Linked DNA regions of Homo sapiens: region 2 is linked to region 1. The links are chromatin loops, found by intact Hi-C in ENCODE. Cell type or tissue: GM12878. All regions are shown on one strand. Each heading gives the region's core, and the rest is flanking DNA. Links, peaks and the distances in the headings are about the cores only.

Evidence for each region. Hi-C counts contacts between places; a loop is a spot of excess contacts. Peaks named below come from ENCODE experiments on the same cell type or tissue, not always from the same donor. Only the 100,000 strongest peaks of a DNase experiment are listed, where the experiment ranks them.
Region 2: it touches region 1 in a loop (8-fold over the local background); 13 of 110 quality-filtered maps call a loop at or near these places.

Annotation. Positions count from the first base shown.
Region 1 is chr17:31,307,777-31,313,166 of GRCh38, forward strand. All of the region lies in intron 36 of NF1 (neurofibromin 1), which reads left to right. All of the region lies in intron 1 of EVI2B (ecotropic viral integration site 2B), which reads right to left. Among named protein-coding and RNA genes, the nearest start is that of EVI2B, 3.6 kb to the right of the region's middle. RefSeq lists an enhancer at 3,426-3,505. In GM12878, for the core only: a CTCF peak has its summit at 4,710; DNase peaks (open chromatin) are centred at 972 and 1,974; H3K4me3 peaks cover 4,688 bases; H3K27ac peaks cover 5,000 bases.
Region 2 is chr17:31,247,754-31,253,143 of GRCh38, forward strand. NF1 (neurofibromin 1) reads left to right here. Exons shown (of 58, transcript NM_001042492.3): 30 at 1,231-1,366; 31 at 5,185-5,247. Among named protein-coding and RNA genes, the nearest start is that of OMG, 47 kb to the right of the region's middle. In GM12878, for the core only: no CTCF peak of the experiment used is centred there; DNase peaks (open chromatin) are centred at 2,718 and 3,516; H3K27ac peaks cover 2,990 bases.

The sequences.
Region 1 (5,390 bases), core at 90-5,089:
TTAGATATTGGTATACATGATTAGAAACTATAGTTCTTCTGACTCATAAGCCTATATTTAGAGAGATTTGATGTTCTGTTGGAAGGTGCAATAAAGGTTTTACAAATTACCTTTTCAGCATATCTAAACAGCATATCATTGCTTACTCCTCTACCACTTGGTACACAGTGATGATAAATGGCCCTGTTTTAGTAGAAGAAAAGATATGTGATTTTTTTCCCTATACGAATAATTCAAGCCTGAATTTTAAAACAGTTCTCCTTTGAACTCTCCTGCACACTGCTGAATTAATCTTAAAAGTGTGCATGATCAGGTTACTACTGCCTTGCTTGAGGGTTTAATTTCTGTTAAGATAAAACTTCCTTTTTCTTTTTTTTTTTGGAGACAGAGTCGTTCTGTCACCCAGGCTGGAGTGCAGTGGCATGATCTTGTCTCGCTGCAACCTCTACATCCTGGGTTCAAGCGATTCTTGTGCCTCATCCTCCCGAGTAGCTGGGACTACAGTAGGCATACACTACCACACCTGGCTAATTTTTGTATTTTTAGTAGAGACAGGGTTTCACCATGTTGTCCAGACCGGTCTCGAACTCCTGACCTCAAGTGATCTGTCCGCCTCAGCCTCCCAAAATGCTGGGATTACAGGCATGAGCCACCACGCCTGGCCTGTTAAGATAAAACTTCTAAATTGAGTTTTCTTCCTTCTGGCTTGAGTTAACCAGTCCAGATTCACGTATCATGACTGAAACTTCTTATCCAGCCAAATGCATCCCTTTCCCACCTTGCATACTTTCTAAACACACGATTTTTCCCTGCTAAACAGACACTTCTATGCTGTTTTTTACCCTTCTCAAGGGTGTTCTTTTTTTTTTATTTTTCTTCCAGACCTAGCCTCTTCCCCTTTCTGGCTGCATATCTGAATCTGTCCTCATCTTTCAGACCTCAGTTTAAATTCCCCTTCTTAACCCAAGTTCTCTGTGACTGACTACAGCCCAAACAGATCAGTCATTTACTGAATTCCCCCTAGCTCTCATTTATTGTTTTTATGGTTCCTTACATAATTCATGTATGTATCTCACTCACACTTCTATTCTCTTAAGTAATTGTGTTTACTTTTCACATTTTCCTATACCTACTTCCTTGAACAAGATTATAAAGAACCTTGAAGAAGGCAGAAAGGAGAAAGAAAAATACTTATCTAGAGCATATTATGTGTTGTACTATCCCAGTTTTGCATACTTTATTTCACAGAACCTTCAAATGACTTTATAAGGAAGGTAAAGGGATCCCTTATTTACAGATAAAGAGACAGTGTCAAATGAGTTAAGCAGTTTGCCTGATGTTATACCACTCGAAGTGACAGATTGGGAGTTTGTACCCAGGGCCACCTGATTCCAAAGCATACATTCTTTCTGCTACCCTTTATTGCCTCATGTTTTTATATTTTGATTTCTTTGTAGTTAATGCCTTATATATTAGGAGCACAGTAAACATTTAACCTGTATTGGGCTTCTTGATTCCTTTCCATTTTAGTTTTTGCTTTTTACTAGTACTTCTACCAGAAAATAAGCAGAGGCAGTGAAATCTGAGTTAATAAATTCTGCTTTTTATCCATTTTGCAAAAGATTTAAAAGGGAAAATTTGAACACTTTTGGCATAGATATAGGGATTTGAATAATCTCTGGATGGTCATCATCCATGCAGTTCCTACCCATTATTCTTATAGATTACAAAAAAAGGCGGGGGGACTTCTTTAGAAAATGTTATTCTCTTCAGAACTTCATTTTAAAAATCTGTTTTAATGCTATGCAAAGCATCAGAAAATATAAGCCATGAATTGTCTTTAGCCAAAAATGTTTCCTCTTTTGTGACTTTGCTTAAAATAAGGAAACCATACGGTTCCTCTTTTCAGTTAGCTGAAAAAGGCATTAGAGAAGGACAGGGCCCAAACAGGAACATAATTTTAAACCCAGGTTAGTTTGTAAGATCAATTTTGATAGGCTCCTATCCTCTACTGTCAGTAGTAAGCTGGTGGAACCCTCCATGTATGAGATTTTCACTTGTCAGTTAACGGTTATGGCAATATTAAAACCAAATTCCATTTTTTGCCTATCCTAACACTTTCTACCACTCTTCAGTTAGCTTTTTATCCTCCTAGGATCTGCCACATCAGAGTACTAGAAACTGTATTAGAATTCTATGATGGCAATTCAGTGTAGTCCAGAGAAGGAGAAGAAAGATTTAAAAGAGGAATAAATAGGGAATATGGTAGTGGAAAAAACTGACTTTTTTCCCAGCGGTAATGAGGCCAGCGTTACTACCAGTGTGGAAGGTTATTTAGCATACACATTTTAAAATATGTAAGTGGTGTGTACCTGAAGTACCAACATTGTTTCTGTAGGTAAAGAACAATATTGGGCAGGGGAATAAAAAGGAGATTTAGAATAATATAAAAGGCAATGCAAAGAAATACAAAATAACACAAAAGAGAAAAAACAAAAACTCTAGGAAGCAGCGAACAGAAAAGAGGAAGGTCAATTGACTAGAGAAGATACAGAAAAGAAGAAAAGTTAATAAACAGGTGAAAAAAAAAGCAGTGGTTATATAATTAGCAAGAAGGCAGTGTAGATGATTGAAGTAGGCAAAATGAAGTTGGGGGTGGGGGGAGATGATTGAAGTAGATGAAAGAAGCAACGGCAAAATGCTGCTCTGTTGTGGCTGGCCTGTGTTTGTGAGTGCAGGGAGACAGTAAAGAGGAGCTTGCTTTCTAAAATGGAGGACCAGAAGGAACCATCCTTTCAAATTCATTTACCTTTCATTTCAGGCTCTCCTGTCTGCTGTGAGTATCCTTACCATCCTCTCCCTTTTTTTTTCCCTGACACTATCCAGAAGCATACCTAGCAATTATTCCAAAGAACCCATGTACCCGTGTACGTTTTATATAGAGTTTTCCAGAAATCCCTTAGTCTGCTGCTCAAGCAAATTTGTCAGCCCTCATATGCCGGTTTTTACTCATTATTATAGGCTGGCACTTTGAGGTTTAAATCTGTGATTTTGGTTCTTTTTCTTTGCTGAATATTTAGAATATTTTAAAAAGAAAAACATAAATTTAAACATTTTAAAGACAGTTACAGTGAAGCAGGAGTCCCCGTGTATAAGACATGTTCTTTTTTTTTTTTTTTTTCCGTTTGGAGACAGGGTCTCACTCTGTCACCCGGGTTGCAGTGCAGTGGTGCAATCTCAGCTCACTGCAGCCTCTGCCTCCTGGGCTCAAGCGATCCTCCTCACACCTCAGCTTCCCTAAAGAAGTTAGAAACTGCAGGTGCACTACACCACGCCCAACTAATTTTTGTATTTTTTGTAGACATGGGGTTTCACCATGTCACCCAGACTTGCCTTGAACTCCTGGACTCAAGTGACCCACCCACCTTGGCCTCCCAAAGTGCTGGAATTATAGGCATGAGCCACCGAGCCCGGCCATAGACATGTTCTTATAAATATAATGCATAAGTACTTAAAGGGTCCAGCATTTAAAATTGATGCTGTTAAGTTGGATATGTTAGGAAGTATGCCATTATCTTTTAAAGAGAATCAAGATTTGGAGAGCATATCCTAGACAAAAGACAAGTATAGATAGCTGTATCAATTACTTTGATATAATAAAAGTTGTGATGCAAATATAATAGATTAAAATTTAGCAGTAGTATTATCTCTAACTAGTGAAGTTTTGAAACCGTAAAAGAAAAAACCAGCCATTCTGCATCTTGAGGAAAAGTGGAAAGAGAAATTGACCTTCAACTACAATAGGAAGTATTTGATGACCATCTTGTATCATGATAGTGACCATTTACTGAGCACCCACCAAAGGCTAAGCAGTATCCTATTTTAATTAGCTAGGTGGTGGTTTTTTCATCCTACAGATAAGGAAACTGAGACACCACGATGTTGGGTAACTTGGCAGTATCACAGCTCTAAGTAGTGGCACTAATACAAAAATCATGCTAATCTTGTGCCAGAACCGTTTCTTTCTATCACATTTCACTGTATGTGCTATACTGCCTTTCATAGAAAAGTTATGAAATAGAAATGCTTTATGAAGGAAGGAGATGTGAGTTGGTGGGAATTACACGTAAATAACACTTGTAGGTAGTCTTAGATAAAGGGTAGGAAAGAAATACCTGAAAACCCATTTTAGTCCTGATTCTACGAAAACTATTATAAGAATTTGGAATGGTTTCTATAAAGTGTCATATTTAGTAAGTTTACTGAAAATTTTGTGGTGATTTTTTTTTTAAAGCTTGGACATTGAAAGGCATCAGATTTATGTTTCTCAATTCAAACTTAATCAGAATTAAAGTTTCCTTCTAAGTAGAATTATGTGGGAATTAGCTGGAAAACACAGGCACTACTAGTAAACTTTAGATTTGGGACTAACCCTTTAAAAACATGTATGGGACCAGGCGCAGTGGTTCCTGCCTGTAATCCCAGCACTTTGGGAGGCCGAGGTGGGCCAATCACTTGAGGTCAGGAGTTGAAGACCAGCCTGACCAACATGGTGAAACCCCGTTTCTACTAAAAATACAAAAAATTAGCCAGGCGTGGTGGTGGGTGCCTGTAATCCCAGCTACTCAGGAGGCTGAGGCAGAAGAATCTCTTGACCCTGGGAGGCGGAGGTTGCAGTGAGCCTGTGAGCCAAGATGGTGCCGCTGCACACCAGCCTGGGTGACAGAGGGAGACTCCATCTCAAAAAAAAAAAAAAAAAGTATGGGATTCTATGACAAAAACACACCATAAGGATCGATGGGAAATTTTTTAATTTTATGAAATATGACAGTGAAAAAAATTTAATATAATTTTATGACTTTATGCATAATGAAATAAACTAAATATTAGAAGTAGAAAAATATATAGACAAGCCTAATCTGAAAAAGAGATAAATATCTTTATTTTCTGACTTCCACAGTAATTACTTAGAAGAAATCCTTCTAAGAGAAAGTCATGAATATTTATTAAGTGTTGAAATGGGATATCACCCACTATGAACATATTATTCCCTGAAATTACAAGTCTATGTAAAATACTCTTTGCAGTTTTTATTTGCCCATTTTACCCACAGCAAGCATCTTTTATGCATATTAACAATTTTCTATTGTTTATTCTATAGGTTTCTTCTATCTTATACTATGTTCTAAAGTCTCAGATAATGTGACATAAACACGTAGATGATATTAATATACGCATGCATGTTTGATTATTGACTAACATTTTTGGCTTAGTAAGCTTTTAAAATGAGCCATAATGTTTTCATGTCATCATTATTAAATATAAAATCTATATGTAAAAAATAAAGCATGTATAATAATAATAGTCAAATACCACATCTGATTTCTTTT
Region 2 (5,390 bases), core at 279-5,278, 60 kb before region 1:
ATAATTAGAGAATAGATAAATCATGGTATACAATAGACTATTATGCAGTAAAGTGAACTATATCTTCATCTATCAACATGGATAAATCTCAGAAACATAATGTAGAGTGAAAGATGAAAGTTGCCTTTTGTTACTATTGATGAAAAAAGTAAAGACCTACATCATTCAGCCGGGCGTGGTGGCTTATGCCTGTAATCCCAGCACTTTAGGAGGCCGAGGCAGGTGGGTCACTTGAAGTCGGGAGTTTGAGACCAGCCTGACCAACATGGTGAAACCCTGTCTCTACTAAAAATATAAAATTAGCCGGGCGTGGTGGCCCATGCCTGTAATCCTAACTACTTGGGAGGCTGAGGCAGGAGAATCACTTGAACCCGGGAGGCGGAGGTTGCAGTGAACTGAGATTGCGCCATCACACTCCAGCCTGGGCAACGAGAGTGAAACTCCATCCCCCGCCCCCACCCCCCACCAAAAAAAAAAAACACCTGCATCATTCATATGTGTGTGTTAATTTTTTCATATGGGCATATACACATAGAGGATTGTGAATTGGAAAAATACATGATATTCTTGTTTTATCTGTCCCCTCTCTCCCCCTTTTGTTGCTTGGGTATTTTAAAGCATATCTCAGAGATCATGTTTCTAACATATACAGACTTAAACACACATACACGTGCATGTGCAGCCTGAGTATTTCCACACAAATTAAAGTTAATAATCCTGAATAATATATCTAAGACTAGTTTTCTGTTAAATTTTTTTCAGTTATCTCAAAGTTGTCTTTTTTTTTATTTTTATTTTTGAGATTCAGTCTTGCCCTTTCATCCAAGCTGGAGTGCAGTGGTGCAGTCTTGGCTCACTGCAGCCTCCACCTCCCAGGTTCAAGTGATTCTCCTGCCTCAGCCTCCTGAGTAGCTGGGATTACAGGCACCTGACTAATTTTTGTATTTTTAGTAGAGATGGGGTTTCACCATGTTGGCCAGGCTGGTCTTGAACTCCTGACCTCAAATGATCTGTCAGCCTTGGCCTCCCAAAGTACTGGGATTGCAGGCGTAAGCCATCCAGCCCTGTCAAAGTTGTCTTTTTTTTTTTTATAGTTGGTTGTTTAAAGATTCCAATGAAGTCTACACGTTGCACTTGGCTTAATGTCTGTATAAGAGTCTCTTTTAAGGAGTGATTTTTGTTATTTGTTTTAAACAAAAGTGTTAGGATTTTATTTTTATTTTTTTGTAGGTTAGAACCATCAGAGAGCCTTGAGGAAAACCAGCGGAACCTCCTTCAGATGACTGAAAAGTTCTTCCATGCCATCATCAGTTCCTCCTCAGAATTCCCCCCTCAACTTCGAAGTGTGTGCCACTGTTTATACCAGGTATGCTTACAGTTAGAGATTACCATTATTAATCTAAAGTTAAATTATGAAGAATGCTTTATCAAAGAAGGATCTAGCTGCTGATGGTGTGTGGTTAACTATAATACTGAGTCAGTTTGGATGAATAATACATTGAGAATTGTTGGAATTGTCTTTGAAAAAAACTTAAATATTACTTAGGCAACAGTTTGAAGTAAGAGAATACTTTAAAATACTAAATTTTACTTGCATTGGGAGCAAGTTTAAAATGCAGTGAATCCATTGGGTATGATGGATGTGGCTGAAATGAACATATTATGGATTTTTGTTGTTGTCATCTATTAACCTAAATTATTTACAGGGTGTTTCACAGTTGAGGCGGGTCTCCTCCTTGCTTTTTGCATTGTGAATTGCTTGATCATCTGTGATTTTGGTTTCTTCATTAATGTATAATTAGTTTGTGTCAGGTTTTCCCAGGATAGACTGATTGTTCTGTTTACTTTATGTAGCATATTTCTTAAAAGAGATACTGCATCATCATTCAGACCAAATTATTAGACCTTCTAACACTAGCACTGCAAGTAATGCGTCTGAACTCAGAAAATAGCCATAGTCATGGCCTTCTTTTTTAGGGAATTCGGTCTATGTTCTTTTATGTCTTCTACTGTGTTTTTGAATTGCACATTGCAGTTTTAGGAATTATTTATTCCAAGGGAGGTCCTGCAAATGCATATTAGCCTTTTGGAAACTGTGATTCTGGAAGAAACATTAGTGGGTCTGGAATTTGGGATAGGGGTGGATATAAGGGAAATACACAGTTATCAAAACCCATGTCTTTGTGTCTCTCTCTTTGCAGAGTCATCGCAGCCATTTGCTTTTTTAGCACACGGCTTCAGTTGCTTAGAGACGTTAACAGCATCATTGAAATCACCATTTTAAAAGCTGTTTGAGGCTGCTCTATGTGAATTTTTTCACCATTGCTATTTTTAAAGATGTATCTGTTCTATCTGTAAAAAAGCTTTTCACGGTATACATAGATGATAAAACATACTTAACCTTGTCTCTCTTAATTTATCATGACTTTTCTGCCTTTACAAAAAGGCTCAAGGAAACTTAGGAAAATCCTGTATAGTTTTTTCAACTAGTTAAGTCTGAGTCTAAAGGGTAGTTTAGTTATAATATGAAACTTAATACAGTGAATATCTTCTCAAGTTTGGGCTGTATTCAGGTTTCTCTTTAAATTTTATTTAGTAATTGTTCTATTGATGAAACTAGGCAGACAGGAAATAGCACATATTAAAAATAGTCTGGGTCAGCTTCTTGGTTGGCCTAGTAGTAACTGGTTTCAGAGAGCAAGTGGGTTTCTAAAATGACAGAGGCTTTGACTTTAGCTGGTTAAAAGTGAATGGGGACTGACTACATGATTACATGGTCTAGGAGATTGTAGTAGAATTTCTTCATGTGGTTGTCATCCTAAAAGAAAAATCTTTTTGTATCATGAGCAAAGTTGGAGACCGTTTTGAGACCATGATTCTAATAATGTAAAAGGAACAGGTCTTAGCACTTATTTAGTACTTAGGAAATATTTAATGAAGAAATAAATTTCCCATCCCTCCCACCTAAGTAAACAAGATTCTTGCCAGCTTTCACAGCTAAGAAAGGAGGAAAATAGTGAAAATAGATTTTTAAACACTATATGTGGTGATTATTAAACAGTATGTTATGCTTTTTAGAGCACTTCACAGTAAAATATCCTATATTATTTTAATAACAAACCTGGTTTATTATGTTAAAATTTCACATAAAATTATTATCTTTAAAAACATGAATTAAAGGTGGTATCAGTGCATTGTTTAAGTATTGGGTAAAAGCATTGTTGAAGAGCAGAGACAGCATGCTGTGTTGTTATTAAATAAGGCTTTATTTTTTAATTAGTAACTGGTAACAGGGAATGTTACATTTACTGATTAGAAAGAAAGATAGGAAAAAAGCTTTGGTCTCAAGATAGTATTTTATTGAGTCTGCTTCCCAAACCTAGTTTATTTCTTTTGGTTTGCTCTTTTGTTTTTATTCATCTTCCCTCTTCTGGCTTTTTCTTGCCCCTTTGCCTTTGGCAGTAACAGAAAGGTACCTTCCTGCTCTTCTGTGTTCTGCCTGGAGGGATAGTAGTCCCTTTGGGACCTACTGGGGAAATGTTGAAAGGGAAGTGAGTATATTGCTAGCTAATAAACTTCCCTGGACTTTAGCTCCTTTTTTGAGTTCATATCTTGGCCTTTAAGCCTTTTCAAATCATGTGTTAACCAGCTCTATTACTTTATATACCTTCCTTCCTTAGTTGACTGGATTAAGGTTATTTAAGAATAGCCAACTGTGAACATGTGTCAGATTTATAATTAAATCATTTTCTCATGTGTTGTTTTCACTTCTCCTGATGGTTTTAGGATAAAGATAAAATGATTCCCAAAGTGGATATTCTCGTATGGTGAGAGAATTCTAAGAACTAATTTATGATTCTAAATAAATCTCACCCTTTTTCAGTAAATCTGCTTCTCCAAACTGAAGTAGTTTACACACAGTTTTAAGGCTATAAATGATAGTTATATACCACTGTTACTAATACATTTGTATATAGTCTAAAGTTTGAAACAAAGCTCTGTGAGCTAAGGGGCTGTGTCTTGTTGTTTTACTGCTATTTCCCAATGCCTAGAATGGTATTTGACCTGTAGGTACACAGTAACTCTTTGGATGGATGAATGGGTGGGTGGATGAATGGATGTCTAACTAACTTAAAGCCCAAGTTATGGGTTATGGTGTTGGATGTCCAGAATTCCCAGAATAAGATGCCATCTATTTGTGGATTAAATAATTCTAACATGGTTTTAAAAATATTTTTAAAATAATTATTCTGCCTAGGCTAGTCCAATCAAGAGTCTTTTAATTTTGAAAGAAATCTTTGGTCTAGAAAGAGCTCTGAGAGATGAAACCAATATGTGCCTGGAGTTTTGGGGGTTTTTTAGGTGGCTTTTTTTTTTTTTTTTTTTAAGATATTTTGATAAATGGTCAACTGTAATATGTGAAAAGTTTTAAGCAGGCCTACAGTTTTGTTCTGTAATTTTCTCTGCAGTTTCTTCACTTTAATAATATTAATGCTTCTTACTAGTTGAGCTGATAACCTTCTTCTCCCAAATGTTGCAGAGCTTTTAACCTCCTCTGATTAGAACCATTTCAGGAAGTAGCCTGCAAACATTGAAAAATATGTGAAATGTTAAGAGTAATCTTTTTTAGAGAGAGAGGTCTTTAATTCAGAATTTCTAAAGTGAATTTTTATATTTATCCATATAATTTTTATTTCTTTATTCAGTAGGATCATAATTAAATGCCAGGTGTTGGAAAAAGAACTTAAAGTCAATTGAAGGATACACAGAGAAGAATTTTACATACCAAGAAAAAATTATGTAGACACAAATGTTTTTAGTGTGTGATCTACTTGTAATGAATATTTTATATTACATTTCTCAAAAGCTAGGAATTAACCAAAATGTAAATATTTAATATCCTCAAATTCACTTGGAGAGAGTTTTTCTGTGATTCATAGCCAGAAATAGTAGACATGATTGGGTCTCAACATTTCTTGCTGTTTTAGTGCTTGGCTTAAAAATGTAATAAAAATTAAAACCCAGAATTAAAATTCATTCCTCAAAATTCAGTTGATTTCTAATTTTTTGTTGATTCCATTTGTGTTACATTTTATGGTGTAATTTTATGTACAAGCCAACATTGTTTTTGTTGCTGTATGTAGTCGGTGCTGTGACTTGTTTGTGCTCATCTCTGTTCTGTAGGCAACTTGCCACTCCCTACTGAATAAAGCTACAGTAAAAGAAAAAAAGGAAAACAAAAAATCAGTAAGTTTGGAGAACTTTTTATTAGCTGTTTCTTTCAAAGCAAAACAAAAATCTTTTGCTGTTTGTTAAGAATATCTTCACTTCAGCCTATTTGACCTTCACTGTAAAATCATTCTACTAATTCTGGCACAAAATAGCTTTCA